Regions from separate parts of the Homo sapiens genome. Here region 1 is linked to region 2. Evidence: chromatin loops called from intact Hi-C (ENCODE). Cell type or tissue: Calu3. All regions are shown on one strand. Each heading gives the region's core, and the rest is flanking DNA. Links, peaks and the distances in the headings are about the cores only. Region 1 holds the start of DSP (desmoplakin). Region 2 has its middle 60 kb from the start of DSP.

Evidence for each region. Peaks named below come from ENCODE experiments on the same cell type or tissue, not always from the same donor. Only the 100,000 strongest peaks of a DNase experiment are listed, where the experiment ranks them.
Region 1: a loop joins it to region 2, with 4 times the contacts of the local background. A loop is called at or near these places in 8 of 110 quality-filtered maps.

What each region holds. Positions count from the first base shown.
Region 1 is chr6:7,524,778-7,541,786 of GRCh38, forward strand. It overlaps DSP (desmoplakin), which reads left to right and starts at 16,894. Exons shown (of 24, transcript NM_004415.4): 1 at 16,894-17,009. It overlaps DSP-AS1 (DSP antisense RNA 1), which reads right to left. Exons shown (of 2, transcript NR_183331.1): 2 at 15,674-16,276. RefSeq lists enhancers at 1,677-2,178, 7,904-8,449, 12,104-14,882. In Calu3, for the core only: no CTCF peak of the experiment used is centred there; a DNase peak (open chromatin) is centred at 7,664.
Region 2 is chr6:7,473,831-7,489,390 of GRCh38, forward strand. It overlaps the pseudogene HNRNPLP1. Among named protein-coding and RNA genes, the nearest start is that of DSP, 60 kb to the right of the region's middle. In Calu3, for the core only: no CTCF peak of the experiment used is centred there; a DNase peak (open chromatin) is centred at 6,181.

The sequences.
Region 1 (17,009 bases), core at 4,455-12,454, 52 kb after region 2:
TTAACTGGAACATACATATGAATCCCACTCTGCACAAGGCATGATATTCTTGATTTCATCCTTTCCTAACTCCCTTTGTCTCATGGCATTTACAAATCTTTTTTTTTTGAGACGGAGTCTCGCTCTGTCACCAGGCTGGAGTGCAATGGCATGACCTCGGCTCACTGCAACCTCCGCCTCCCGTGTTCCAGCGATTCTCCTCCCTCAGCCTCCCAAGTAGCTGGGACTACAGGTGCACACCACCACGCCCAGCTAATTTTTTTGTATTTTTAGTAGAGATGGGGTTTCACCATGTTGGCCAGGATAGTCTTGATCTCTTGACCTTGTGATCCGCCTGCCTTGGCCTCCCAAAGTGCTGGGATTACAGGCATGAGCCACCGCGCCCGGCCCAGCATTTACAAATCTAATTGAAGAAATACGAAATAAGTGCACACAGAAGTTACATAATGAGTTAAGAAAATGCAAGGAGAAAACATATAGTACATGATCAATTGCGAAATGCTGTGAACTCAAAGAGACAGCAGGAGGGAAAGGTAGAGAGAGAGGGAGAGGAAGGTGAGTGGTATGGTGAGAGGAAGTGTGTTCCCAGGGCGGACATCAGAGCAGGTTTTTACAGACTCGCATTCCTGGCTCTGCTGATTGCCACCCAAGTGACCATGGATAGATAACCTGACCCCGCTAAGCCTCTGTTTTATCGTCAATAAAATCAAGATTATAATTATAATACCTCTCATATTGTGTTATTGTGAAGATAATTTATGACAAAATATATTAAATGCTTTGTACTATAGCTAATGTATAATATGTGCAAACTAAATGGTAGCTAGTGTTTATTCTATTAGACTAAATCCCTCCAGGATGGGAAGTATGACTTACTTATTTTTGCTTCCACAGAATCTAGCACAATGCTTGACTCATAAGTACTCAGTAAAAGGAAAACATTTGTTGAATGAAGGGAAGGATAAATGGATAGATGGCGGGATGAATTTTTTTTAAATGAACTATGGGCTTTGGTGACATGGAAGGGTGTCATGGAGAGCAAGAGGTGAATCTAACCGTGCATGGAGAAGAGAGGAGGGCACTGCAGTGGGAGAGGGCAGGAACCAAAGCACAGAGGCAGGAAGGCACCTGGGATTGAGTATTGGGATTCGGCTGTGGAGGGAGTGGCCTGCCAGGCTGTGGAGTGTGTATCTTACCTGTGGATAGTGGGAGCCAAAGAAGATTCATGAGGAGGAGAATGGCATGAGAAGGGAACTTTTCAGAGGGTTAGCCTGGTGCTGGTGTGGAAAGGAAGGGGGCAATCCATACTAAGCGAGAAGTGGTCAAGTTCCTGACCAGAGTGACAACTATGGAAATAGAGACAAAGGACTGACTGAGGAGAGGTCAGAGGTCTCACATCTCAATTCATTTGGAATTGGTAAGGTGGTCACTTAAACCATCTACCAACACGCCTGCTGACTCTTGAAAGGCCACATTTTTGGCTGGGCACAGTGGCTCATGCTTGTAATCCCAGCACTTTGGAAGGTCAAGGTGGGCGGATCACCTGAGGTCAGGAGTTTGAGACCAGCCTGGCCAACATGGTGAAAGCTTGTCTGTACTAAAAATACAAAAATTAGCTGGGCTTAGTGGCACACTCCTGTAATCCCAGGAGGATGTACTCGGGAGGCTGAGGCAGGAGAATCGCTTGAACCTGGGAGTCGGAGGTTGCCGCGAGCCAAGATCATGTCATTGCACTCTGGCCTGGGCAGCAAGAGCAAAACTCCGTTTCAAAAAAAAAAAAAGAAAAAAAGAAAGACCACACTTTTGAAAATCACTGTGGGTGAGTACTGAGTTAGAGAAGAGACATTGGAGGAATGGGTTGACGAGAAGTGTGGAGCCTGCTGCATGAACTGAGTCAAGGAAAGGTGATTTGAGGGGTAGGCTTTTTTTTGTTTTTTTTTTTTGTTTTTTTTTTTAGAGACTTGGGAAGATCAACAGCGGTGAGTATTAGAATGGGCAATGGAGAGGGAATAATCTATAAACGTGGAACTGAACTCGGGGCTAAACTGCCAATGACGGAGACTCACTTGCCTGAACAAAAGTGAACTGGAAGTCCAGCAACAGGCTCTGCCTGTGGTGGGGCCGAGGGCACAGGTGAAGCCTGGTGGTTGGAGCCACACTGGGCCACTCCCCTTCCCTGAGGAGGAAGCAGAGCTGTGGTCACCTCCCTTCCCCCTCCAGCCTCCATGGAGATCTCCCCTCCCTCCTCCACGTCCCGCGGATACTTCCCTTCCCCTCCACGGTGCACGGAGACCTCCTCTGCCCCCTTCAATTTCACTTGACTAGGAAGACACAGAGGAGCTAGCGCAGGTGGCCTGCTTCTTTTATGTTTTTGGAAAAGCGGTCTGTCTTTCAGGAGGAAGTTATTTTTTCTTAGATAAAGGGACTATCTCTGGGGGAAAAATGATTCCAAAAAAAAGAAATAAAAAACAAAGAAAAATAAGGACTCTCCTTTCTCCTACCCTTGGGGGGAATTCACTCATTCATTACCACATTTAATTAAATTGAAAAAATAGCCACTTTCTTCTTCCAATAACTACTATTGTCGGTGACTACTTGATGTTGTCTTCTGTTAACCACATGACATCCTCTGTGAGTTTGTGGAGCACCAGGGAAGAGGTAAGAACACCCAACTCAGTATTGCTTTTCCGTAACACAGGAAGATGCTGTTAGGGCTAGGTATTCTCTGGGGTTCTTAAAAATTAGATCAATCCAAGAAGACTGAGAAAAATCACATGTATTTCCCCAAAGAACTTTACAAAGGGTAAGACGCTCTAGCCCGGAACTAGAACTTTAGCATAAATCTGGTCTGAAACCTTGGTTAAGGATGTAACAGTTTATATTGGGGAATCTGTATGTGGATCTGAAAAGCAGGCAGCTTTCTAGGTTTCTTATTCACAACTGGTGCAGATATAAAGTGGTGCCACCATCTGAGACGACACTTTGGCCTTTTTGTGTGTGAAAATTGACATACTCTATGTGAAAATTCATATATTCTATGGTCTAACCTTCCATCCTTGGGTATATACCAACAAGAAAACCCAGGAGACATATCTAAAGATGTTCAGAGTAGACCTTTTTGTAATAGCAAAAATGTATAAATCAACCAGTTGTCCATCAACAGCAGAAAAGATAAATACAATGTAATACGTTCATACAATGGAAAGTTATTAAATCATTAAATGGCAGATGGTCTTATAGTGACACGCAACAAAGTGGATAAATCTGAATAATATAATAGTGAGAAAGTTAAAGCCGGGTGCAGTGGCTCACGCCTGTAATCCACTTTGGGAGGCTGAGGCAGGCAGATCACTTGAGGTCAGGAGTTTGAGACCAGCCTGGCCAAACTAATTAAACCTAACTCTACTAAAAATACAGAAATTAGCTGAATGTGGTGGCGGGCATCTAATCCCAGCTACTCAGGAGGTTGAGGCACGAGAATCACTTGAACCCACGAGGTGGAGGTTGCAGTGAGCTGAGATCACACCATTACACTCCAGCCTGGGTGACAGAACAAGACCCCATCTCAAAAACAAACAAACAAAATAAAAAAACAAAAATAAAAAAGCAAGTTAAGTCCAAGAATTACACACGACATTAAGCTCCCTTCACAATGTTAAAAACAACTAAAATGAAACAACAAAGTTTTCCAGAATAGGTATATTTATGATAAAACTATAAAACACACATATACTTAATAGGAAGTGAATAGTAAACCAAAAACTCAATATCCAGGAGAGTTCGCTCAGGTGAGCAGATGGATATAAATTACACTCGTTTTGGGTGGTGAGCTGGTGGATGTTCTTTATCTTATTTTACAAATAGGGTGATGGGGAATGCAGGGACCAGAGATGAGTGTGTCATGAGCTATGACGTATGATTAATCCAGTTCTGCACATCTGAGTGGGGTAGGGGTTGTGGGAAACCATCGCAGGTCTTGTGGGACACAGACAGACCTGATGACTTTTCAGATAGAATTGCAGACTGAGTAGGCGGAGGAATGGAGTAGATATATTATTAGAGTTTGTCATCCAGGGCCTGGCAGGATAATCAGTGTCATGAAGGGCAGCACTCCTGCCTGGAGGAGTTTTCAGCTTATTCCAGACAAAACAACAATGGAGACATTGAGTCTGAGTTAAACATTACGGCCATGGAGTCTACTGTTTTTATTTTTCTAAAGATAAAGATATTGTAACTCAAATGTCTTTATTTTATTTTTTCTGTCAAGAAAGTTATTGCAGAGACAAAAATTTGGAAAATAAAGGATAAAAAAGAAAATATTATTCCAATACCCAGAGATCATCACTGTCAACCTTTTGGTGTGTTTGCCTCCTGTGGACTGTGATAGATAAGAACCACTAACTACCCACCCGTTGTATATTTTCTGACCGAGGCGACCTAGCAAAACTGTTTAGAGCTTAATTCTTTGGAGTGAGAAGAACTGAATTTGAATCCCAGCTTTGCACTTACCAGCTCATGGCAAGCCAATAGCCTTCCGTAAACCCCAGCTCGGTGATGGCACTAGTGGGATTTGTTTTGAGGATTAACCAAGAGGAAACGTGGTGCAATTAGCATTTACAGTGTCTGGCACACAGTCAACCTTCAATGAGAGTTGTGAGTTATTATTAAGATGATGTGCCTGGTTTGGGGCAGTGAGGTTCATTTAGTTAAAAGATGGGGAACTCCAAAAAACACCCAAACAGTGGAAGGGATCCTAGGGTTGTGAAGGTGGAAAGGGCTATGTTATGTTTGATTTGAAGACAACCTGATGGGTGACTTCCAATATGTGAAAATGAAGGCTGTCTCAGAGGATTTGAGAGCCCAGAAAATAAGCTTAATCCTGCTCTTTCAGCATAATAGAAAGTTTATTTATCCTCCTCCAGTGAGAAAAAAAAAATACCTTCAACATGAGAAGAGGAAAGGGCAGGGGAGGAAATGACAGGGACAAGCAGTATCATCTTTTGAGCCTTTGTCTTGGCCACAGCAACTCTCTGAGAATAATAATATACTCTATTTCTCCTGCACTGGGGACCGAACAAGGGGGTATCTAGGTTGAATGCCTCCAAATTTATGTTCTAAAAGTGATGGAACATCCTCACCACTGAAGGTTTTATAAAATGTACAACGGACCAGAGTGGCCTTGGGCTTCTCAACAGCAATTCTGCAAACAACAGATAATGGAGCAATGCTTCCAATAGTCTGAGGGGCCATTATTTCCAAACTTAAATTTGATATCTGGCCAGATGATCAATGAAGTTTGTAGTGGAATAAAGACACTTTCAAACACACAGGTTCTCAAAAACTTTACCTCCCATGTCAGTGGAAGATGTGTGCCACCCCACTGAAGGAGTAAACCAAGAAAGCAAAAGACACTGGACCCAGAAAAGAGAGGATCCAACCAACACGCAGCAGGCAGAGGGGATGACGGTGAAGGAGACCCCACCTCAGCAGCTGAGAAGCAGGTCAGGTCTGGAGAGCAACCAGTTCAGATTGGAGCCAGCCAGAAGATGCCAGGAAAGAATGCTTTGAGCAATGAAATTAATAGAATAACTGATATGAATGTATTGAGAAAATCTTTACTCAACTAGGGGAGAGTGTGGGGATAAATTAATAATAGTAACAGACTACTAAGCCAAAGGGGAAAAAAAAGACAGTTCTTAACACTGGGTGATGGGGAAATTGTAATGAAAATGAAAGTTAAGGCTGGGCGCGGTGGCTCATGCCTGTAATCCCAGCACTTTGGGAGGCCGAGGTGGGTGGATCACCCGAGGTTGGTGGATCACCCGAGGTTAGGAGTTCAAGACCAGCCTGGCCAACATGGTAAAACCCATCTCTACTGAAAATACAAAAAAAAAAAAATTAGCCCGGTGTGGTGGCACGTGCCTGTATTCCCAGATACTCCAGAGGCTGAGGCAGGAGAATCGCTTGAACTCGGGAGATGGAGGCTGCAGTGAGCCGAGATTGTGCCATTGCACTCCAGCCTGGGCAACAAGAGTGAGACTCTGTCCCAAAAAAAAAAAGAAAAAAAAGGAAAAGTTTATAGTAATTTTACTACTTAAAAACAACATAGCAGTGTTATTTACAGTATCCAAAAAGTGGAAGCAATCCAAATGTCCATCAATTGATGACTGGTAAAAAAAAATGTGGTGTATTCATACAGTGAAATGTTATTTAGCCTTAAAAAGGAGAGAAATTCTGACACATGATATAACAAGGATCAACCTTGAGGACGTTATGCTAAGTGAAATGAGCCAGACACAAAAGCACAAATACTGTGTGATTCCGTGTTCATATGAGGTCCCTGGGGTAGTCAAATATATTATAGAGACAGAAAGTAGAATGGCAGTTACCAGGGGTGGTTGAAGTTGGGGAATGGGGAGTTTGTGGTTTTTGTTTTTGTTTTTTTGTTTTTGAGACAGGGTCTCACTCTCTCGCCCAGGCTGGAGTACAGTCGCAGCTCACTGCAACCTCCGCCTCCTGAGCTCAAGTGATCCGCCCGCCTCAGCCTCCCAAGTAGCTGGGACTACAGGTGCACACCTGTATTTCTGTAGAGACGGGGGCTTGCCCTGTCATCCAGGCTGGTCTCAAACTCCTGAGCTCAAGTGGTCCGCCTGCCTCAGCCTCCCAAAGTGCTGAGATTACAGGTGTGTGCCATCGGGCCTAGCTGTGAGTTAGTGTTTAATGGGGACAGTTTCTATTTGAGATGATGAAAAAGTTCTAGAAATGGATCGTGGTGATGATTGCACAACAATGTGAATGTACTTAAGATCACAGAACTGTACACTTAAAATGATTAAAAAGATAAATTGTGTTATTTATATTTTACTGCAATAAAATATCTGTGCAGAAAACCCCAAAACACCCGGTAAGGTGCTGTACAAATGAATTGAATTACAATTCAATTATTTTTCTCATAGTGATATCAGATTTTAAAGACTCAGATATTGGTGAGATCCCAATACCTCACTTTGGTAAGGAAAAGGAAATTACCTTTTCCCAACAAAATCACATATCTTTATTTTTAAAATCTATGATTCGAAAGGCATACCCTAACAAATAATCCTGTATATCCATCTTCCAGTGATAACCCCTATGCCTCAAGATCCTTTATCTGTCTCTTCTAACATATAATTTTCAGTGTAAAAAAAGTCTGACCATACTACATATATGGTTTAAAAATTGCTTTCTAAACAACTTTACAATATATTTTGCCTTCTTTCCACATCTATGTTTATATGAACACACTCATTTTTTAACTTATTTTTGGGAACTCTGGGATCAAGGTATATTTTATATTAATGTAAGTCCCTCTTCTAAAGACAAGCCCCTCTGTAGTTAGAGGTTTTCAAAAGCCTCCTTTGTATGTTTTCTATTGTCTCAGAGACACATGAAATAAAAATATTGATTTTTGTTTTAAGAACACAGAAATTCCAATTTTAGATCATGAGATTATTTTTTCCTTATTCAGTAAAGCAAAATAAAAACCTGTTTAGAGATGATGGTGATGTTTCTTCTGTGTGCCTTGGTGGGAAAGGACTCCGAGTTGCTTTGTTCATTTCCACCTGAAGCCAAACTGCTAAGCAGTTAAAACTCAAGGAGCCGTCGGACAGGTTTAACGAGAGTGAAGTGTGCCGCTCCACACCCACCTTTGCAAGACAGAACTGCTTCACGGGTTTGATGAAACTGCTGTGGAACTGTGCTATAACTTCTTCCTATATTGGAAATGTTTCTGTCTCAAGCCAGCATGGTTTAAATGTTTCAGATTAAAATTCTGCAAATTAGTAAAAAATGCACACATTGAATCAGGTTAAATCTGCTGTCACGTATATTAACTTATTATTGGAGAAGAAACAATCCCTGGGGCTGTTCTCCTGATTTGCACGACTTTTTCTTGAATCCAGCTCTTGCTGAAGGGATGCTTTCTCATTTGGAAGTTAATTTATTAAATTGTGAGGAGCTGGTTAAAGAAAGTAGAAGTATGCCGGTTTTCTTAGAGTTTCCTAAGTATGAATGGCTGGTGAATTTCTCAAAGTTTAAGGAGGAAACTCTCCTGTTTCTGACGTTTGCAACCCACCCTTCATTGAGGTCTAAGGAAGGATTGCTGGGAAGATTCTACAAGGAATTGTCTGCACCCCGCAGGGCTGGATTGTTTTCCTAAACACCATTTGGTGGTGGTTGTAACTCCTGCCACTCAGTGATTGCCACTGCCTCACCCCTTCCTGTTTCCCATCCATAGCGAATGCTATTTGCCATTGATGTGAAAAGTTCTAGAACAGGAGTGGATCACTCGCATGGAAAGCTCCAGAACCGGCTGGGTGTGGTGGCTCATGCCTGTAGTTCCAGCACTTCGGTGGTATCGCTTGAGCTCAGGAGTTTGAGACCAGTCTGGACAACACGGCAAAACCCTGTCTCAAAAAAAAAAAAAAAGCTCCAGGATCTGTACCTTGTCACTTTCAGAGCCTTTTTAAAAAATCAAATGCCACCAGGAAATATTATGCACCTTTAAAAGCAATGCTAACAAGACATTTACACGAGGTTGGAAAATGCTCATGATATTATGATCAACTAAGAAGCTGAGGCCGGGCGTGGTGGCTCACACCTGTAATCCCAGCACTTTGGGAGGCTGAGGCAGGTGGATCACCTGAGGTCAGGAGTTTGAGACCAGCCTGGCCAACATAGTGAAACCCTGTCTCTACTAAAAATACAAAAATTAGCCGGGCGTGGTGGCAGGAGCCTGTAGTCCCAGCCACTAGGGAGGCTGAGGCAGAAGAATTGCTTGAACCTGGGAGGCAGAAGTTGCAGTGAGCCAAGATCATACCACTGTACTCCAGCCAGGGTGACAGAGCGAGACTCTGTCTCCAAAAAAAAAAAAAAAAAAAAAAAGAGCTGAATACAAACTTGTATATAACCTGACATTGGTTGGTTAAAAAGTTCATTAGGGGAAAAAACTGGAAGGAACCTTCCAAAAATATTTAGAATGATCACCTTGTCTGGTTGATAATTTGCTTTGCTTTTCTTTGCTTCTCTCCATTCCCTTCTGCCTTTTCTGAGTATTTTACAGCAAATACATAGACTTTTATAAGCAGGAGGAAAAAACATCCTAACTTCAGGTACATCCTTCTAAGCAAGCCTATTAATTGATTTGCTGTGTGAGCTCTCAGCTCCAATCTGGGCTTTGCCCTTTACAGACTTGGGCCTTGGCAAGTAATGCAGGTTCTTTCTCATGGCCTCACTTCTCTTAGCCAGTGTAGGATAAGATGAGGAGTTTGAATAGGGTTTCTTCCCTGTGATCTGTGATCTTACCAAGCTTCTGACAAAAAAAAAAAAAAAAAAGCAAAAACAAACAAACAAAAAAACAAAACAACCATAAAAACAAAAACAAACCAAAAAACCCCAAACTTTTTGGGACCCTAGATGAGGGGAGTCAGTTGAAACTTGAAACTAAAGATGACCTTCCCCCAGCTCCTGCTCTATTTAAATGATCACTTTCTTTTTTCTTTTCTTTGAGACAGGGTCTTGCTCTGATGCCCAGGATGGAGTGCAGTGGTGATCTCAGCTCACTGCAGCCGCTGCCTCCCAGGCTCAGGTGATCCTCCTGAGTAGCTGGGCCCACAGGTGCGCGCCACCATGCTAGCTAATTTTTGTATTTTTTGTAGAGATGAAGTCTCGCTATGTTGTCTAGGTTGCTGTCAAACTCCTGTCCTCAAGTGATCTGCCTGCCTTGGCCTCCCAGTGTTGGGATTATAGGCGTGAGCCACTGTACCTGGCCTAGATGTTCATTTTCTGTGTGTTGCTATTATAACCAGTGGGTTGTTTGATATTTTGTCTCCTGCTTTAAATGTTAAGATCAGTGAAGACAGAAATCTGGACGTTTTTCTTATTCTTTAGTCTCCCGTATACCTACACCTCTATCTGTAGCAGGGAAACAATGTATGTGCAATAACTAGCTCATGATGATAAGAAACAAATGGTTTATGAAATTTGTTGTTGCTGATGCCTAAGATTTTGAAAGGTGGTCACTTTGGAAACCAGGTTACATTTCGTTGGCATTACAATCATCCAAAGTCAGATCATTTATGTCTTAGTGTCCATTTTGATTTCATGATGTTTAGTATATGAATCTCTAATTTCATTTTTTCTTAACAATGGAAGCTACATTCAAACAAAACAAAACAAAACAAAACATGCAAATACATGCACTGTAATTTGAGGACACCAAGAAAATCACCACAGCTTTGGGAATACAACTAAAAAAAATAAGAGTAGCTGGATGTGGGAAGATCACTTGAGCCCAGGAGTTTGAAGCCAGCCTGGGCAACATAGTGAGATCTCTAAAAATAGATAATAAATAAATAAATTCATTAATTCAATAATAACTGTAATGCATTTTGGTGTGACTTCTGCAAAGCAGGCTTATTACTCTAGTGGAGGAAAATAACAATTGAGGTTGGGTGTAGTGGCTCATGCTTGTAAACTCAGCACTTTGGAAGGCTGAGGCAGGAGGATCACTTGAGGCCAGGAGTTCAAGACCCGCTTGGGCAACATAGTGAGACCTCACCTCTACCAATAATAAAAAAATTAGCTGGATGTGGTGGCACATGTCTGTGGTCCCACCTACTCAGGAGGCTAGGTGGGGGAATCGCTTGAGCCTAGACAGTTAGGGTGTAGTGAATCCGGATTGCCCCATTGAACTCCAGCCTGGGCAACAGAGCAAGACCCTGTCTCCGGAAAAAAAGTAAGAAAATAACAATTGATGGGATAATTTCTTGGTTTCAAGTTGATACCAAATCATTGCTCAGAAATGTGTTCTTTCATGACTGATGGGACAGGAATTTTGACATAATGGAAAGGGCATGAGACTAGAAACAGATGGAATTCTGCTATTTTAGGTATCAAGTAACTCACGGACGTTTCTTAACTTCTCCAGGACTCACTATTTTCTCTTTATTAAAAGGTGAGTTCTGGTTTATATAGTGCTTACATTGGGGACATGCTTTCCTGGACAGAGCACGTGTGGTCCAGGTGCAGCGGGTGGGAAGTGTCCTACAACCACTCTGGCACCACCATGATCTGTTTCCACTGGTGGCCATGCTCAGGGGGTTTCATTTGGAGAATGAGTTCTGAGGCTTTACCAGTTTTTAAATAACTGGTGCAAAAATGTTTTAAGCAAGCTTCTGTTTCTGAAATTCTCTATGGAATATAAATGTTGAGTGCCTTCAGTAAAGGATGATTAGCTATTCAAAAGTTTCTTCACGTAACCATTAGCACATTATATCTCCATGTGGTGTTTGCTGATAACTGGGTTTACTAGCAATAATCTGCATCTTGCATTTGTATATATATAAGTTTGAGTAAGTGTTCCAATCCTAGCATGTTCTATAGATTGAGAGTCCCTCACAATCATGATAAGCTTAGAAAATTACTTCCAAAGTATTTTCAAAAGGTAAACTTACTTGGCTGTTGTATTATATTTATTGACTGTGTGGCTTACCCACTAAAGTAAGTGGGAGTTATTGTTTAGCTTTAGATGTCACTTGGCCATGGGTGTGAGTGGCTCCTCTGTGGTCCATAGCGGTACTTGCCCTCACCGGGAACTTTAACCTCCAGCCTCGCATCTTGCAAATCTGGGTGCTACATGAAAACAGGATCAGGCAGGAAAGTATGGATGAATCCCCAATATCCATGCTATCCAATGAAAAGCAGTCAAAAACTTACTCTATTTTTTTTCTTTTTGGAGACAGGGTTTCACTCTGTCACCCAGGCTGGAGTGCAATCGCTCAATCTTGGCTCACCGCAGCCTCGACCTCCTAGGCTCAAGCGATCTTCCCACTCTAGTCTCCCCAGTAGCTGGTGTATACGGCCATGCCAGGCTAAGTTTTGTATTTTGTATTTTTGTAGGAAGGGGGTCTAACTATATTGCCCAGGCTGGTCTCAAACTCCTGGGCTCAAGTTATCCTCCTGCTTCGGCTTCCCAAAGTGCTGAGCTTACAGGCATGAGCCACCGTGCCCGGCCCAAAAAACATATTCTTAAAGCACAATGGATAGCACAATTTACCTGTGCCAAACACAAACCAAATGGCAACAACAATAACAATAAAAACTCATCACTTCAGTGACAAAAAATGAGAAGTTCCTTTGAGCTATTTAATTTCCACAAAGTTAAGTACCCTCCCCCAGCAAAAATGAAAAATCACTGCAAACAGACAAACTCCCCTGTTCCTGAATGACACTTAAACCAAGTAAACCAAAGATAGTTTGGGGTTAATGTATATATTTTACAAACATTTTCCTATTTTTGAAACGAGCTTTGTCAAACAGCTTTCTTCATTTTGACAATTTTAATTAGGAGAGACCAATCTTATTTTTGTGATAATTCAGATCCTAGATTCATTATTTCTGGAGGATTCTAATTTATTCAGACAAATGGAAGAGAAAAGAAAGAGTAAAATATACATATCCATTTTATTATTAAGATTTTAATTGTCTGACATTTTAACAGGCATTTTCTTTTCCTTCACATTATGGTTCCAATCCTAGCTTCTGCCTGTAATTTTGACTTATTAAAATACTACTCCTTGGCCGGGCACTGTGGTTCATGCCGGTAATCCCAGCACTTTGGGAGGCCAAGGTGGGTGGATTGCTCGAGCCCAGGAGTTCCAGATCAGCTTGGGCAACAAGGTGAAATCCTGTATCTACAAAAAATACAAAAATTAGTCCAGTGTGGTGGTGTGCGCCTATAGTCTCAGCTACTGGGGAGGCTGAGGCAGGAGGATGACTTGAGCTCAGAAGGCAGAGGTTGTAGTGAGCCAAGATCATGCCACTGCACTCCAGGCTGGGCGACAAGTGTGAGACTCTGTCTCAAACAAAACAAAACAAAACAAAAACCCCAGAACTACTCCTCTGTTAGGCAGAACAGTTATTTTAACTCATGGGCTATAAATCTTCTTGTGATGAAGAGGTATCATTTACCAACACAAAGATATAGAGAGTTCCCATGGGATTTTGAGCAAGTAAATGATTCTTCTTAATCTCACTGAAATCAAAGTGTCGTTTTCTTTTAAAAATCTGCTCTGAATATGACTGATTCGTCTTTCCTAACTGCAAGGTGATTTCTAAGGTCAGCCAGAGAGAAAGTTGCCTGTCAGTGATCTGTTTTATCAGTACAAGGGGAGCTATCTATGAGTGGCAGGGAAAAAATAGCTGACCTTAGGTCAGCCAGTGAAGACTCTGCCAGACTTTGGATTCTGATTTTTTAAACCAAGTTGTAAGAAAACAAGCTACTTTTAAACCTCTTTGCTGCGCTTTCAAAATTCTATAAATATACCTTCATTATAGCATACTTAATGTTGTATTGTAATTATTTGTTTTACTACTGCAGACTTTGATATCCTGCAGAAAAAGAGTCATGCTTTATTCATCTTCATGTGTCTAGCATTGAATCTGTTGTGTAACATGGTAGATGTTCAATAACTGCTTTCTAAATGAATGCATCTTAAATGTGTCCAAGAGGGAGGTTTACTGATTTACATGTGGGATAAAGACAGGAACATTAACGGTTAAAATTTCGCATCCAGCAAAGAACTTTTGGCTTAACAGGTGGTACCTTAAGCTTTATATGTTTCACAGTGTTCAAGAATGTTCACGTATTTTATCTCATTTGACCCTCACTGTGGATTTGGAAGGTTGGCAGAGCAAGTGTTATTTCCATTATACACATGAAGAAATTGAGCTCTTGCATAAGTAAATTGTAGCACTAAGATTATAACTATGGGCAAGTTATCCTCGCTCTTCACTGTGTGATGAGCCAACCTGGACAACTGATGTGTGTGTGTGTGTATGTGCATGTGTGTGGGTGTGTGTTGAGGTGGGGGGTGTTCCATCTGTCGGGCATGTCAATCTGTTTATTTTATCCTCTTATCTTTCTTTATCACCCTTAGAGAAAGATAAATGAAAGCCACTGTCTTCCTAGAGCAGGCATGTTTGGTAGCTGGAAGCCGTTCGTGTTCTTGGGGATGCCTGGAAAAGCCCAGGAAGCAGTAAGATGGGTGAGGAAGCAACGCAGCCAGAGGTGTGATTGGTGGCGTGGGCTCTTCGCCTCCTCCTCTGTTTTGCCTGCAGATTGAACAGTTTTGTGAGTCTGGGTGGTGTTTGGGTCTGTGTGGAGCCTGGTTCCTATGACCGTAAGGGGACCCTTGGCTAACAAGAGCTTTTGTTACCACTGGGGGGGTGGTTAATAGATATGTGGGTTTTTTTTAAAAGGATAATTCTACCGTGCAATTGTGTAGCCTCTTTATTACACATTAGGGAAGAATAATCCCTGAATTTTTTTTTTTTTTTTTTTTTTGAGACAGAGTCTTGCTCTGTTACCTGGGCTGCAGTGCAATGACACGATCTCTGCTCAATATAATCTCCACCTCCTGGATTCAAGTGATACTCGTGCCTTTGCCTCCCAAACAGCTAGGATTACAGGCGCCTGCCACCACACCCAGCTAATTTTTGTATTTTTAGTAGAGATGGGGTTTCATCATGTTGGCCAGGCTGGTCTCGAACTCCTGACCTCAAGTGATCCACCCGCCTCTGCCTCCCAAAGTGCTGGGATTACAGGCATGAGCCACCGCACGGGCCCCTGAATTTCTTAAATCAAAGTTTTACTATAATATATTTAAGGGCAGTGACTGGACCCTATTTATCTTTGTATGTTGCAGAGTATTTCCATATCCTAGGTTATAATTATTTGCTGAACAAATGAGATGCATAGAGGGAAAACATCCTAAATGAAATGTTGTACATTATGCACTGACATTTTCCCTCCATGCATGTCTTTCTCTCCTCCACCAATGGATATTATGGGCTGTTTGTGCAGAGGCTGACTTCCAGCCATTGATTCTGTTTGAGAAAAACCACCGTCTTGTCTATAGATCAGTGTTTGTACAGGTTGAGCATCCCTAATCTGAAAATCTGAAATCCAAAATGCTCCCAAATCCAAACTTTCTGAGCACTGACATGATGACCACAAGTGGCGAATTCCACACCTGACCTCATGTGATGACTTGCAGTCAAAGTGCAGTCAAAACTTTGTTTCATGCACAAAATTATCTAAAATATTGTATAAAATTACCTTCAGGCCATGTGTATAAGGCATATAGAAAACATAAATAAATTTCATGTTTAGGCTTGAGTTCCATCCCCAAAGATCTCTCGTTACGTCTATGCAACTATTGCAAAATCCAAGAAAATCCAGAATCCAAAATATTTCTGGTCCCAAGCATTTTGGATAAGGGGTACTCAATCTGTATAATCATTTAAACACTTGACCACTTTGGTTTTATTAAAGATTCGAGGAAATTGAGACTACGATGCAAATTATTGGTTGTGCTAACAGTGATAAACTTTTATCTCATTATATGTGTTTACTCCTTGAATTTAAGACGTTCAGCTGTAAAAAGAAAAAGAACAAGACATTTTGTCAAAAATTATGCCTAAAGGGTCAAGTTGTCATGAGAAGTGCTATAATACGACAAATTTTAGAAAGTCCCCCCCACTCCCTTTACAACATAAAAATGTAGTTTTTTATTTTTGTTTTCAGTTCATAAACATTTTGGAAACGCACTGTATCAGAAGGTAATTAGCGGCATTGTTTGGAAAGATGAAAAATTTATTAGAAAAGATCTTTAAATGGCTTTTACTAAAGCGTCATTTAACAATTTTTCATATTATAGAAACAGCTTTTCATGGATGGTGTGACTGGGTCTGTATCCAAACCCGGTTCGGTTCCTGGAGCCAACGGCGTAGTTAACACTCAGCCTCTTGCAGTTAACACTCAGCCTCTTAACTGGGAGTGGCCCTGGAGCAAGTCGCTGGAATGTTCAAGCTCCGCGTCACTCATCGGTACCAAGTTGATGATCTCTGCCTAGGGTTCTTCGCCACCCTCAGGCTCAAGTCCCAGGAGGCCTCCTCCGCTGACTTGGGTGAACAGCTCTGAGTTCCGGAGAGGGTTCGGTCTGCGGAGAAGCGCGCGAGAGACAAGCATCCTCAAGGTTCTGGTACAAAATTTGGAAAATGGACCTGGCGTTGAAATCTTTACTCCTCGTTTAAAAAGACCATCGAAAGGGAAAAAATAAAAGAAATTGCAGTTTATATTTTTGTTATCCCATGAAAAATTAGCTGCAGTGTTTTCCTCTTCATGCCAAAGAGATTAATATTTACGGTGAAGACTTTTCCAGGAAGTCGTGGTTTTCTGTAAAAAAAGGTTTTACACATCAGAAATCGGACTTCTGGGGCAATTTCCTGAATTCCTGGAATAAAACAAAACAAAAAAAAGCCCCCAAACAAAACTCTATCATCTAAAGCGTTCCCTCCTCACTGTGGTCCTAGTCAATGCGTGGTAGGTAGCGTTTCCAGTGATCAACAAAAGTAAATATTTGACCAGTAAGTCTCCAATCGAGAGGCCCCTCCATTCCAGCTATTTCCGCCCGGGGACCGAGGAAATCCTCAAAAGCCGGGCCACGCATTCCCAGCCCGAGAGGCCCCAGCGCAGAGCGCAGCAGCCCCCGCGAGCGCAGGTCCTCCCCGCGGTGGCTTCGCCCAGGGCGCTTGGGTCTCGGGGACCCCGCCCCCGCCCCGCCCGGTGTTACTCAGGCCTCGGTGGCGCAGGGCGGAGTCGCGGGCGGCGGGCGCAGGTGGGGAGGGGCGGCCGGAGCGCGTCGGTGACACCCGCGGGGGGGCGGGGAAGGCGCGGCGGCCGCACCCCACCCTGGGAAGAAACCGGCCAGGTGTGGCCTAGGCGCCCAGTGCCAGCGGGGAGGAGACTCGCTCCGCCGCCGACCAACACCAACACCCAGCTCCGACGCAGCTCCTCTGCGCCCTTGCCGCCCTCCGAGCCACAGCTTTCCTCCCGCTCCTGCCCCCGGCCCGTCGCCGTCTCCGCGCTCGCAGCGGCCTCGGGAGGGCCCAGGTAGCGAGCAGCGACC
Region 2 (15,560 bases), core at 2,973-10,972:
AGAAGAAGAAGAAAGACTTTGCCCCTGAACTCTCAAGAGCAATGGAACTGAATCTCAGGGAGGGCATCCACAGGCTGATGAGTGCTATGACTAAAGGCCCATTGAAGGCATGTGGGGCAATAGGAGCCATAGAGAGGGACCTACTTCTGTTCACCAGGGAACTGAGAGCTCAAAGGTGGCTCCTAGCGAGAAGTGACTCCTAAGCTGAGTCCTGAAGATCGATGTGAGTGGGCCAGGCAGAGGAGAAAGGGAGGAGGAGCGTGTGCAAAGGCCCACTGCCGAGAGAGCCAATTTGTGGGAAGAACCAAGAATCACTCAGTAGCGCTGGAGTTGAGTGTTGGTGTGGGGTGGGAGGGTAAGAGAAGAGGTGGACAGGAGCTCATTCATGGAGGGCCTTGAACCTGTGCCAAGTCTGTAATTTATCTTGTTAGAAATGCACAGACATTGGTTTTAAACCAGGGCATGTCATGATTACATTTTTTTTTTTTCAGAATGATCATTCTAACCCAAATATGGAAAATAAATTGGACAGGGGAATGGGGAGGTCTTTTAGGAATCTGTTTTATCCTGGCAAGAGACAAAAAGGGCATTGGCAAAAGGGAGAACATTCGTTTGCTCATTCCTTTATTCATTCACTTATTTGACATTTACTTTATGTTTTCCCCTGAGCATCTTTTATGTGCCAGCATTGTGCTGTGCTGGGTGCTGGGAATACAAAGGCAAAAAAGAGAAACAAGGTCCCTGCCTTCCTAGGGCAGACACTTACTTGGCAGTTCTGGTTTTCTTAGTCTGTTCTGTGCCAATATAACAAAATACCACAGACTGGGTAATTTATACGGAACAGAAATTTCTTTCCTCAGAGTTCTGGAGGTTTGGAAGTCCAAGATTGAGGGGCTGGCATCTTTCAATTCTTCTTCTTTTTTTAAAAAAAATCTATCTCTTGGGCCAGGCATGGTGGCTTATGCCTGTAATCCTAGCACTTTGGGAGGCCGAGGCGGGTGGATCACCTGAGGTCAGGAGTTCGATACCAGCCTGGCCAACATGGCGAAACCCTATCTGTACTAAAAAAAAAAAAAAAAAAAAATACAAAAATTAGCCAGGCGTGGTGGCACATGCTTCTAATCCCAGCTACTCAGGAGGCTGAGGCAGAAAAATCGCTTGAATCCAGGAGGTGGAAGTTGCAGTGAGCTGAGATCATGCCACTGCACTCCAGCCTGCGCAACAGAGGGAGACTCCATCTCAAAAAAAAAAATCTATCAATCGCTCTGTCTGTCTGTCTATCTATCTATCTATCTATCTATCTATCTGCTTATTTAGAGACTGAGTTATGAGACTGGCTAATTTTTGTATTTTTGGCAGAGATGAAGTTTCACCATGTTACTAAAGCTGGTCTTAAACTCCTGGGCTCAAGTGATCCATCCCCCTCCACCTCCCAAAGTGCTGGGATACAGGCATGAACCAACGCGCCCGACCAGGGATCTCCTTGCTTTGTCATCCCATAGTGAACAGTGGCAGGGCAAAGAGAAAGAGAGAAAGAGAACAGGAATAAGTGAACCCACTCTCTCAATAATGGCATTAATCCATTCATGAGAGCAGATCCCTCGTAACATAGACAAGGTCTCACTCTGTTGTCCAGGCTGCAGTTCAGTAATACAAATATAGCTCAGTGCAGCCTCAGCCTTCTGGGGTCAAGTGACCCTCCTATCTCAGCCTCCTGAGTAGCAGGGACCACAGGTGCATGCCGCCACACCTGTCTAATTTTTTTTATTTTTTGTAGAGATGGGGTCTCCCTGTGTTACCCAGGCCGGTCTGTAACTCCTGGGCTAAAGTGATCTTCCTGCTTTGGCCTCCCAAAGTGCTGGGATTAGATTACAGGTGTGAGCCACCTCATCTAAACATCTCTTAAAGGTTTCACCTCTTAATATTGTTGTAATTGCAATTAAATTTCAACGTAAGGTTTGGTGGGGACAAACATTAAAACCAGAGCACCGGGCCAAGTGTGAAGGCAATGACAGTATGTATGAGCTAACATGATACAGAGTATTTTGGGAGCATATATACCAGGAGCATATTCCAAGAGATTTGGAGCATCAGAAAGACTTTCTTAAAAACTTCCCTAAAATGATGTCTCAGCTAAGACCTGAAGGAGGAGCAGGAGACGGCCAGGTGAAGGAGAGATATTGGGGGTTCCAGGTGGTTGGAATAGTAGAGGCAGCTTTCCAGAGAAGAGAGACATCAGAGCCTCTGAGTGAATGTAAAGAAGTTCAGTACGACTGGACCACAGGGACTATTAAGGTGTGAGGCTAATGAGGGAAGCAGGGACCTGATCCCAAAAGGCCTCTAAATCACATGAAGGAGACTGGACCTTATAAGAGGCATGGCATCATATAAGAGAAAGGATCAGATGGACATCCTGAGAAGATCACAGTCTGGATAAATAGTAACAAGACAGACTAGAAAGGACTTGGTGAACCATTAGCTAGATTTGGGGTTACAGAAGGGCATGAAGACTCGCAGGTGTCTGACTTGGATACCATAAAACAAGAGGAAGAGAGGTTGGGAAGGAAGATCTAAATTTTATTTTGGACCTGTTGCTTTTGAGGGACATTCAAGTGGAGCTATTCAGTAGGTGCTTGCATATACATTCCACGTGGAGATGGAATAGAGTTATTGGCATGTAGGACCTACACAGTGCAGAAATCATAGGAGTGGATGAGACCAGGTAGGCAAGTCTGCAGGGTGAGAAGAGAGCTGTGGATGGAAACTCAGGGGATTCCAACATTTAAGGTTCAGGCAGAGGAAGAGGGCTCTGCAAAAGAGGCTGGGAAGGGGCAGTTAGAGGTACGAGGAAGACTCAGAGCAAGAAGTCATGCACTCTAAAGATCTCCAAAGAATAGGACAAGGTCAAGTGTGTCAAATGCCTTGGAGAGCTTAGGCGAGATAAGGATTGAGAAGTGGCCATAGAGTTTGGCAAGAATTGTTTCAGTAGAGAGATGAGGGTGGGAGTGGGCAGCCTGCAGTAGGTGGAGGAGCCGTGGGAGGTGGGGAAGACTTCAAAGTCAGTGAAGTGAGGAGGCAAATACCATGCTTGATGGTAGAGCAGTGTCCAAGCCAGCCAGGGGTGGGTCGCTGGAAAGACAGACTGAGTCCGTGGCTGCAGGAGGAGAATGCTAGTAGTTAAAAAGTTGAGACCCAACTAGGGGAACAGAAATGTTTAGGGGTTAAAGACCAGTGATTCTGGCTAGTAAAGGATCCTGAACCACCAAGCGCATTCATTACTGTTGCCCTTATTAATCTTAAGCATTGATTATATTCACCCAGACAGGAAGCAAGAGTTCTGTAAGTTCTGTTTAAGTGACCAGTGAACATGAATTATTGAGCACTTGCCATGGGCCATGTACTGGAGTTACAAATATAAATAGGTGCCTGCTCTTGAGTATCTCATATCCTTTGAAATACCTGCATTGAAAAAGGCAGAGTAAAACTGGATTGATTTCCAAAGCATCAAAAACAGTAAGAAATGTAGATTTTAATAAAATCTCACTTGTTTTTTTTGTTATATTGGGTTCAGAGAAAAACGAATCTCATGAAGTTTTGCCTTTACAATTCACATTCCCAAGGTCTGAGGGGTCAAACAGAAATGAAGGCAAACTCAAATCTAGAGTTCTGTGAGAGTGGCATTTGGGTCAGGGTGGATGGAGAAATAGACCACAAGGCAGGGATAGGAAAACTCGGGCTGGTAGGGCTGTTGGGACAAGCTCGAGACCAAGTTTACATGGCTTTATGCTAGATAGATATGGATTACAAATGGGAAAACTGCTTTTGGTTTATTTGTTGTATACCTTTTGGAGAAAAAAAGTGATTCTACATAAAAATACCAAAGGGGCCGGGCATAGTGGCTCACGCCTGTAATCCCAGCACTTTGGGAGGCTGAAGCGGGCAGATAACGAAGTCAAGAGATCGAGACCATTCTGGCCAACATGGTGAAAGCCAGTCTCTACTTAAAATACAAAAATTAGCTGGGCATGGTGGCGCACGGCTGTAGTCCCAGCTACTCTGGTTGCTGAGGGAGGAGAATCACTTGAACCCAGGAGGCAGAGGTTGTAGTGCGCCGAGGTCACGCCACTGCACCATCAGCCTGGTGACAGAGCAAGACTCTGTCTCAAAAAAAAAAAAAAAAAAATACTAGAGGGAAATAAACTACAAGTGTTAACAGTGATTACCTTTTGGTGGAGGGATTAGGAGTGATTTGATTTTCTTCATAACTTTTCATATTTTAAATATTTGTGATGAATAATACTAATTCTATAATCTGAGAAAAGATGCTATTTTTAGAATGCAAAAAAAAAAAATATATATCGAAAAGAGGCAGGATGCCGGGAGTGGTGGCTCATGCCTGTAATCCCAGCACTTTGGGAGGACAAGGCAGGAGGAGTGCCTCGGCCCAGGAGTTACAGACCAGCCTGGACAACACAGCAAGACCTTGTCTCTACGAAATACAAAAAAATTAGCTGGGCATGGTGGCGTGCACCTGTGGTCCCAGCTACTCCGGAGGCTGAGGTGGGAAGATCACTTGAGCCCAGGAGTTTGAGGTTATAGAGAGCTGTGTTTGAGCCACGGCACTCCAGTCTGGGCAACAGACGACTGAAAAAGAGAGAGAGACAGAAAGAGGGGCAGGTTTGTGTTCCAGTGCAGTGACCAAAATGACCAAAATGAAAACAAACAAACAAAAAAAGATACTGGGTGATAACATCGCTTCATCAAAAACAAAAAATGTAGAAGATTATACTGGTAGGAGCAATATTCAGAAATAACACTGAAGACCTAAAAATCACATGCCATGCTTAACCTTGTCACAAACTAGGGGTGGTCCTAGGCATTTTCTTTAATGTATTTATTAATATATAAAATCTAGTAATAATCAATCTGAAAGAAATGGTGTGATTGTGAGTCAGCCCTGCACACATTGCCCCTAGAAGAGGAAAATGACTTGCCCAGGTTTGTACAGTTATTATCTGCATTTTTCTGATCATGTGATATTAATTTTCTCTTGAAACTTGAAATTATGAGGTAGAAAGTGCACTGTGAGAACAAATGTTGAGTTATGGCTGCCGGAGCTCCAAAAAATTGAGTTATAATTCTTTTTTTTTGAGACAAAGTTTCACTCTTTTTGCCCAGGCTGGCTGAAGTGCAATGACATGACCTCGGCTCACTGGAACCTCCGCCTCCCGGGTTCAAGTGATTCTCCTGCCTCAGCCTCCCAAGTTGCTGGGACTATAGGCGCCCACCACTATGCCCAGCTAATTTTGTATTTTTAATAGAGACAGTGTTTCACCATGTTGGCCAGGCTGGTCTCGAACTCCCGACCTCAGGTGATTCGCCGGCCTTGGCCTCCCAAAGTGCTGGGATTACAGGCCTGAGCCACCGCACCTGGCTGAGTTATAATTCTTAATTGTGACATTTTTATTGATGAAAAGAAAATGATTTGATGCCTCTGATAAGAGACTGATATATTCTAAAATAAAGGCTCATTACTAACTGAAATAGAGTTTTTAAAGTTTAATTTGGTAGGAGGGAAGTAATCTCTTAAAAGATATGGCTGGCTATTCTTAAATTCAATTTTAATGAGTATTTGTGGGTAACGAGATAGATGGAAATGTGTTTTGGGAATGTATTCTCATTTTCAATACGATTCCCTTTTATTGATCTCATGGGAAGAGGGCCTGCTTTCCCTTGTATGAAATTTCTAGACAAAAGAGACCGGGTGCTGTGGCTCACACCTGTAATCCCAGCACTTTGGGAGGCCAAGACAGGTGGATCACCAGGTCAGGAGATCGAGACCATCCTGGCTAACACTGTGAAACTCCGTCTCTTATACAAAAAAATTAGCCGGGCGTGGTGGCGGGCGCCTGTAGTCCCAGCTACTCGGGAGGCTGAGGCAGGAGAATGGCGTGAACCCGGGAGGCGGAGCCTGCAGTGAGCTGAGATCGCGCCGCTGCACTCCAGCCTGGCAAGAGAGCTAGACTCTGTATCAAAAAAAAAAAAAAAAAAAAAAGAATAAAGTGTCCGTCCTGCAAGTTGCTGCCAGTGCAGGCAGGTCAGGGAGTCTGCTGCCGCTGGTAGGGAAGACAAGCTTGCAGCTTTCCACACCCATTCCTGAATTGCGAGAAGGGAAACTTACCCAGAAGCTGGAAGGAATCCAGAAAACATGAGCAAACCCACAGCTTCTCCGTTGATAGAAAGGCGTGTCCACTCATTTCTTACGTCTACTGAAGCCTTGAGAAGATTAATTGAGGGTTTGCCTGCCTCGGAGGCATTTCACCTGGGCAGGCTGTGTCCTGATCAGCAATGTTCTAGGCTGTCAGGACAGACACACACTTAGGCACTACGTGTGTGAAATCTCAAAACCGCAGCTGCTGACCTAGGATTTTGTAGACACTCTCCGCTCTTTAGGGCCAGAGAGCCCCAGCAGTGAAAAGCCCAAGGAAGGTCTTGTTTTCCTTGTCATGTCTTTCAAATAAATTAGGGAGAATGAGCACAGCTAAATTTGAGAAATTATTGGCACAGCCGTCAATTAAATCCTTCAGATAGAAAACACATTTTTCTTTTCTTTTCTTTTCTTTTTTTTTTTGCTGTGTTTATTTTCCAAACAATTTTATTGAAATGTGCCAAGAGTACATGGGCAGCACAAATGTATGAACAGGAAAAAAAAAAATCACATGTACAATAATTTTTTTTTTTTTTTTTTTTGAGATGGAGTCTCGCTCTTGTTACTCAGGCTGGGATGCAGTGGCACGATCTTGGCTCACTGCAACCTCCGTCTCCCGGGTTCAAGCGATTCTCCTGCCTCAGCCTTCTGAGTAGCTGGGACTATAGGCGCCCGCCACCACACGCGGCTAATTTTTTGTATTTTTAGTAGAGACGGGGTTTCACCGTGTTAGCTAGGATGGTCTCCATCTCCTGACCTTGTGATCCGCCCACCTCGGCCTCCCAAAGTGCTGGGATTACAGGCGTGAGCCACCGCGCCCGGCCCACAATAATTTTTTAAAAGTGAAGAAGTGAAGGTTAATCTTGGGACAGATCAGGTCCCCTCTCGCTCCCCCTGCAGACTTCCAGCGTTTCCATTAAGGTTAAGCCTCTACAAACCTAGCTTTCAAAAAAAAAACAAAAACAAAAAAAACAAAAAAAAAAAAAAAACGAAAAATGGCATAAAGGGAAGAGAAATGACTTCCTGCTCTGATGGGACTCTTCCTAGCCACCTAATTAGGAGGCATGCTGAGCGGTGGAGAAACACAGCTTCAGAGTGTAAGGTATGGACCACTTGGGTTTTTCATCTGGTAATGGTTCAGGAAGCCCCGAGCCTCCAGGGCATCGCTCTTGGATTCCCACTCCAGCAGTCCAGAAGAGCTGCGCTCACTTTTGCCTGAGAATACTTTCACAGAAGATGGCCGCTTCACGCCCAGCTCATCTCAGATCTCAAAGAAGTTGTCAGTCACCTCCAGCGGGGCGTTGAAGAGGTGCAGCACGTTGCTGGGGTGCTGGATGCGGTTCTTCCCTGCCCGCTCCAGCGAGGGGAACCGATTGTTCGGGATTCACTGAAGTCTCTGTAACTGCAAGACGTGACTTCCAACCCGCATGACTGACAGGGCATGATGGCTGGCTGCTTGGAGACAGACATTCAGCTTCTGCCCAAACATGAAGTTGTTGCTGAGGTGGGTAGTGGCCCGGTCCACAGTGTAGCCGTCAGCCATCTCCACCATGGCGGTCCCCGGCTTGCTTTTCATGACTTTCACCTTCTCCACATTGCTATACAAGCAGAAGACATTGAAGACTTGGTCACAGTTCATCTTAGACTGATCCAAACTGTAGACCATGAGGACAGGGCTGTCGGGGTGAGGGCCATGCTCGGGTGGTGGGGAGGGGGTGGGGGGTGCCCATACTAGGGGCCGTTGCGACTTGGGCCCCAAGGGTGACTCCCCCTCACTGGTGGACCCGTCCTTCTCCCTTCGTAGTGAGGTCGCGGGCTGGGGGGCCATAGCCCTCATCATGGCAATGGGTGTGATACCCACGGTGGGGCCCTCCATATTCTGTGGGGTGATCTCCCAGGAGAGGGGGCTGCCTCTGGCGTTTGTTGGGGTTGCTGCCAGGGTCACCTTGTCCACTGAGATTGGGGTTTGTGTAGTCCCAAGTATCCTGATCATTCTTGAACACATTCAAGCGTGTAGGCTTCGTGTATTTGATCTTCAGAGTGCAACAGCCGGAATAGATTTCAGCCCCATTGAGTGAGGCCTTGGCCCACTGGGCACTTTGAACACAGTCAAATTCCACCATGGCCTGAACTCCATTCTTCCGGAAAATGGCAATTCTCTGGACAGGGCCACAAGGATTACCGATAGTGTAAAGAACATCCGTGGTGATCGAATAGATGGGGTTCAGGATGGTAAAGAGAAGCACACTGTTCACGCTCCGGATCATCCGAGTTCCCGGGGCGGGAGATCTTCTGGCTGGTAGAGTAGTTGACAAAAGCTGGGTGACCGGCAATATGTATTTGGTTGTCGGCTGTGTAGTTCACTGCGTTGCAAGCCTCTAGCACATCTTCAAACTCCACCAGTGCTTGTCTCTTTTTAGACATTACCATCACATAGCTGATGAGTCCAAACTCCTGCAAGGCCTCCACAATGTCAGCTTCCACCACACCATCAATTAGGCCCCTGATGTGGACAACTGGGGAGGCAGAGGTTTTGTGTGGGTCATCACAGTTCTCCTTAGAGATTAGGCTTCCATCAGATGGAATTCCCCACTCTAGAGGACAAGGCCTCTGCCCACCCGTTTCTGCTCCCTCAACCGCCCACGAGGCAGGGCAGGAGACACATTTTTCTTTTATAAAATCTGAGTTGAGAGCCCATCTAAGATTTTTCAGTACCTTTTGGAGTCAATTTAAAAATCCCACTGCAAGCCAGGTGCGGTGGCTTATACCTGTAATCCCAGCACGTTGGGAGGCCAAGGCGGGCAGATCACCTGAGGTCAGGAGTTCAAGACCAGCCTGGCCAACATGGCCTTGGCCAGCCACAGCCAACCCCGTCTCTGCTAAAAATACAAAAAATTAGCCAGGCAAAGTGGCACGCGCTTGTAATCCCAGTTTCTAGGGAGGCTGAGGCGGGAGAATCGCTCGAACCCGGGAAATGGAGGTTGCAGTGAGCTGAGATCGTGCCATTACACTCCAACGTGGGCAACAGAGCGCAACTTCAACTCAAAAAAAAAAAAAATCCCACTGCAGGTATCTATCAGGGTAATGTGGTAGAGTTTCTTCCAAGGGACTCAGAGCTTGACAAATCTGGTCATAGTGAGAAAAACATTGGTAAAGTTGTCCAAAAGAGCAGACAAGGTCATTCAAGGTATTTGATCCACTTTTAGGAGTTAAAGCAAAGAGCTAATTATTCAGGATTAAAAAAAGATTTTTAGCATTACTGTAGATACTCTTTTGTGTAAAGCGTAAGATAAGGACCACACTTTTTATTTTTTTTGGCGTGGCATCTTTCTTGAGTATCGATTGATCTTCAATGGAAGGGCTTATTTTGGGATGTTTTATTCTATTCCACTGGCCCATAACATAAGTCTATGCTTAGGCCAATACAAAATTGTCTTGATTACAGTAGCTTTACTCATATAGTAAGTTTTGAAATCGGGTAGTTTAAGTTCAACTTTATTTTTCAAAATTGTTTGGCTTAAGGTTTTTTTGCATTTCTATATAACTTTTAGGGTCACCTTATCAAATTCTATTTTTAAAGCCTGATGATATTTGATAGGGATGCATAGAATCTATAGATCAATTCAGGAAAAACTGTCCTCTACAATATTGAGTTTTTTGATCAATGTTCATGGTACGTCTCTCCATTTACTCAGCTCTTCAGATAAATATCTCAGTAATGTTTTGTGGTTTTTAGTGTATAGTTATTGCACTTTCTTTGTTAAATTTATTCTCAAGTATTTTATTCTCTTTGATACTATTGTGAATAAAATTTTTTTTAATTTCATCTTACTATATTGAAATACAATTAATTTTCATGTACTGAACTTGAGTCCTGTGACCTTGCTGATCTGGTTGATTAATGCCAGTAATTTTTTTGTAGATTCTTTGGGATTGTCTACATACAGAATCATGTTGTCTTTGAATAAATACACAACCTTTATACCTCCTTCCTAATCTATATATGTTTTATTTGTTTTTCTTGCATTATTTCATTGGCCAGAGCCCCAAGTACAGTAAGTCCTCCCTTAAGACCATTGATAGGTTCTTAGAAACTGTGACTTTAAGCAAAAAGACATTTTGTTCAATCAAAGTATTTTTTTCTTTTTTTTTTTTTTTGGCTGGGATTATAGGTGCATGCCACCATGCCTGGCTATTTTTATTTTTTGTGGAGACAGGGTCTTGCATTGTTGCCCAGTCTGGTCTTGAACTTCTGGGCTCAAGCGATCCTCCCACCCCTACCTCTCAAAGTGCCTGGGTTACAGGCATGAGCCACTGTGCCCGGCCTCAATGTAATAACATTGATGAGAAAAAAAAAATGGATTGTGTTATAAGTCACTTTGCTTAAAGTCACAGTTTTCAAGAGCCTATTGACATTACATGAGGATTTACTGTACAATGCTGAATAAAAATGCTGAGAGCAGATATCCTTGCCTTGTTCCCAATCTTAGAGGAAAACTATTTGATCTTTCACTATCTTATTATTTAAAAAATTGTAGTAAAATATACATAACAAAATGTACACTTTTAACTATTTTGAAGTGTGCAGTTCTCGGCATTAAGTCCATTTACACTGTGTAATCATCATCACCATCCATCTCTAGAACTTTTTCATCTCCCCAAACTGAAACTCTGTACCTATTAAACACAGACTCCCCATTCCCCCAGCCCCTGGCAAACACCCTTCTACTTTCTGTCTCTATGGATTCCATTATCCTAGGTACCTCATATTAGTGGAATGACAATATTTATCCTTTTGTGTCTATCTGGTTTCACTTAGCACAGTGTCCTCAAGGTTTGTTCATGTTGTAGCATGTCTTGGAATTTTCTTTCTTCTTAAGGCCAAATAATATTTCACTATATATTTATTCTTTCACTTTTAAGTATAATGTTAGCAGTGGGGTTTTCATAAATGTCTTTCATCAAATTGAGGAACTTTTCTTTTACTCCTAGTTTATTGAGAGATTATATCCTGAATGTAAATTGGATTTGGATAAATGATTTTTCAGCAGCTATTGAGATGACCATGTGGTTTTTGTATTTTATTCTAATTATAGAGTGTAATTATATTAATCAAATATTGACTGTTAAACCAATCTTGCATTCCTGGGGTAAGTCCCACTCAGTCATGGTGTATAATCCTATGCTTTTTTCTAAGAGTTATATAGCTTTATAATAGCTCTTACATGTAGGTCTATGATTGATTTTGAGTTACTTGTTGTATATTATGTAAAGAAGGGTCCAAAATCATTCCTTTGCATATGGATACCCAGTTGTCCCAGCACCATTTGTTGAAAAGCCTATTCTTTCCCCACTGAATGATCTTGGCACTCTTGTTGAAAATCAATTGACTATAAACGTAAGGGCTTATTTCTGGAACTTCAATTCTGCTCCATTGATCTTTATATCTTCCTTATGCTGTACCACACTGTCTTGCTTACTGTAATAACTTGTAGTAAATTTTGAAATCAGGAAGTATGAGTCCTTCAACTTTGTTCTTTTTTGAGACTGTTTTCGTGAATTTGGGTCTCATATTTCTTAGAGTCCTTTTTAACTTTACCTCATCTGGGAAGAATTGCCTTAAGATTATACACCACAGCAGTGCTTCTTAACTTGGCAGTACATAAGAATTACCTGGGAGGCTTTCTATTTTTTTTTTTTATTTTTGGAGACCAAGTCTCGCTCTGTCGCCCAGGCTGAAGTGCAATAGCATGAGCTCGGCTCACTGCAACCTCTGCCTCCCAGATTCAAGCGATTCTCCTGCCTCAGCCTCCCGAGAAGCCGGGACTACAGGCACGCACCACCATGCCTGACTAATTTTTGTATTTTTAGTAGAGACGGGGTTTTACCGTGTTGGCCAGGCTGGTCTTGAACTCCTGACCTCAAGTGATCTGCCCGCCTCAGCCTCCCAAAGTGCTGAGATTACAGGGATAAGCCACTGTGCCTGGCCTATATAAATTCTTATAGCCTGCACATTTATAGTATTTTCCCCTCTTTTATTATTAGCTTTTATTTTACTTTAACTGCTTATGTTTATGGTATCCATGGTTCTATTATTTTATTCTCTCTCTTTTTTTTGAGACAGAGTCTCACTCTGTTGCCCAGGCTGGAGTGCAGAGGTTTGATCTTGACTCACTGCAACCTCTGCCTCCTGGATTCAAGCGATTCTTCTGCCTTGGAATTACAGGCACACGCCACCACACCTGGCTTATTTTGTATTTTTAATAGAGATGGGGTTTCACTATGTTGGACCAGGCTGGTCTCGAACTCCTGACCTCAGGCGATCCACCCGCCTTGGCCTCCCAAAGTGCTGGGATTACAGGCGTGAGCCACTGCACCTGGCTTGTTTTATTCTTCTTTATATTTAATCTTTTTTCTTTTTTTCTTTCTTTTTTTTTTTTAAATGGAGTCTGACTTTGTTGCCCAGGCTGGAGTGCAGTGGTGTGACTGCTGCTCACTGCAACCTCCACCTCCCGAGTTCAATCATTTCTTTTGCATCAGCCTCCTGAATAGCTGGGACTACAGGCACACACCACCACACCCAGCTGATTTTTGTATTTGTATTTATTTTTAGTAGAGACAGGGTTTCACCATGTTGGCCAGGCTGGTCTTGGATTCCTGACCTCAAGTTATCCGCCCGTGTCAGCCTCCCAAAGTGCAGGGATTACAGGCGTGAGCCACCACGCGGGGCTTAGTCATGTTATTATAGGTGTCTTTGTGGTAAATCACTTTAAATCCCTTGTGGGAGAAAGTGGGATGTAAATAAAAACATTTAAAGCTTGACTTTTCCTTTCAAGAGCCTAGTATAGTGCATGGAACTTCCTGTTCTCCATAAAATATGTTTTGAGTTCTAAAACAGGCTGAGGGCGGGAGGTCAGAAAAAACTAGGTAAACCGTTATCAAATTGATTAGGACAAGGATCCAGCCAACCCCATTCATCATTTATCAAATACCTACAGTGCTACATGTTTGCCTTGCCATTTGACCATTGTGCTCAAATCCGGCAGAGTAAGGATGTCTGCTGGAGATCTCAGTACCACACCTGTAAAATGGGTTAACAGTACCTACCTCACAGGCATGTTGAGGGAATGAGGTGAGATGATATATTCAGAGCACTCACCCCAGAGTCTTGCACTTGGTGAGTTTGTCAATGTTATCTTCCCTCCTCATCTCCTTCCTCAATTAGATGCTGTGACTCCCTCCTAAGATTGTATTTACTTTACAAAAGGATATAATTTGTCGAATGTGCAAATGAACTTTGTCATGCTTTGATCCAAGGGAGTTTCTAATCTTTTTGGGGGAGGTGGGAAAGGAGAGTAAGAAATGAGAGGCCGAGCTCTCCACGCGGCCCATGATAAACACCAGGCAGCTTTGTGTGGAATCATCACTTGAGGGTTTGAGTAGCAGAAACATGATGCTGGAAGACATTAGAAGAGAAAGGTCCATGGGCCACAGAAGGAGACAGGTGTGGAATGAGAATTGCCGGCAGCAGCCATCCTTAGAGAAAGAGGTAAACTCTCCCCTCTGCAGGGGGCTTGACTCTACGGCCTCAAAAACTGTGAGCTCTCCAGACAACTTCTTCCTTGTGCATCACATCCAACTGCTGTAGCCCTTCCTCTGCCTCTGCGCTTTTCAGTCTGGACCCAGGACAACACCAACAGCAGGGCCCTGGTGCCAACCAAAGCCCATCAGGGAACTGCCCCCATAGTATCTACTTTTTTTTTCTTTGAGATGGAGTCTTGCTCTGTCATCCAGGCTGGAGTGCAGTGGCACAATCTTGGCTCACTGCAACCTCCGCCTCCTGGTTTCGAGCTATTCTCCTGCCTCAGCCTCCAGAGTTAGCTGGGACTACAGGTGCCCACCACCACGCCTGGCTAATTTTTGTATTTTTAGTAGAGACAGGGTTTTCAGGCTGGTTCCAAACTCCTGACCTCAGGTGATCCGCCCACCTTGGCCTCCCAAAGTGCTGCGATTACAGGCATGAGCCACTGCGCCCGGCCAAATGACAATTTTTAAAAATTGAGGATGGCTGGTGGCAAAGGAGATTCTTATGCTACTGGTTTTCTGGAGTCTATAGTTGAGCTTTAAGAGTCTTGGTTCAGGGACAGGCCTGGTGGCTCATGCCTGTAATCCCAGCGCTTTGGGAGGCCGAGGCGGGGAGGATCGCTTGAGGTCAGGAGTTCAAGACCAGCCTGGGCAACATGGTGAAACCCCATCTCTACCAAAATTACCAAAAAATTAACTGGGCATGGTGGTGCACACCTGTAGTCCCAGCCACTTGGGAGGCTGAGGAGGGAGAATCATCTGAGCTCAGAAGGTTGAGGTTGTAGTGAACTGAGATGGCACCACTACACTCCAGCCTGGGTGACATAGTGAGACTCTGTCTCAAACAAAAAAAAAAAAAAAAAGATACTGGTTTGGTGTTTCCTAGGACCACTCCTTCTCCTTCTATCTCAGTCCTATTTTATAATCTGATAATGCAATTTAGGTTGTGCGTTTTAAGGTGAAGATTAATGAGCTGTGCAGTGGCTTCCTTTATTAACATTAAAATTTTTTTTCAGAGACAGGGTCTTGCTCTGTCACCCAGGCTGAAATGCAGTGTCATGATCATAGCTCACTACAGCTGTGACATCCTAGGCTCAAGTAATCCTCCTGTCTCAGGCTTCTGAGTAGCAGGGACTACACATGTGTGCCACCACGTCTGGCTAATTTTTTTTTTATTTTTGTAGATACAGGGTCTTGCTATGTTGTCCAGGCTGGTCTCCAACTCCTGGCCTCAAGCCATCCCCCCATATCAGCCTCCCAAAGCACTGGGATTACAGGTGTGAGCCACTGTTCCTGGTCCCTTTGTTACTTACTGAGGAAGATAAATATAGAGATTTCATGCCTTATTCCACGTTCAGCTCCTACATTTGCAGTGTCACCTCCCACTAACTTACTCTCCAGTCACAGTGATATAGATATATAAGGAGTTGTCCCAAACCCACCATGCTGTACCTTTGCACATGCTGTTCACTCTTCTTTGAATGTCTTCCCAACTTTTGTATGCCTTGAAAATGTTTATTCATTCTTCAATATCTACCTTAGACTTTAGCTTTCTCCATGAAGTCTTCCTGGGGGAAGTCTTCCATCCTCAAACCCCTACTCATTTTTTTGTGTGCCTTTTTCAGACTCTATTTTCATTCTTGCATATCAGTCTCCCTTACTACACTGTGAGTTCCTTCAATACAAAATCTCCATATTCTTTATGTTTGTATTTCCAACACTATGACTATCCCTTTTATGTGTGGGTGTGATGAATGTTTCTGCAATT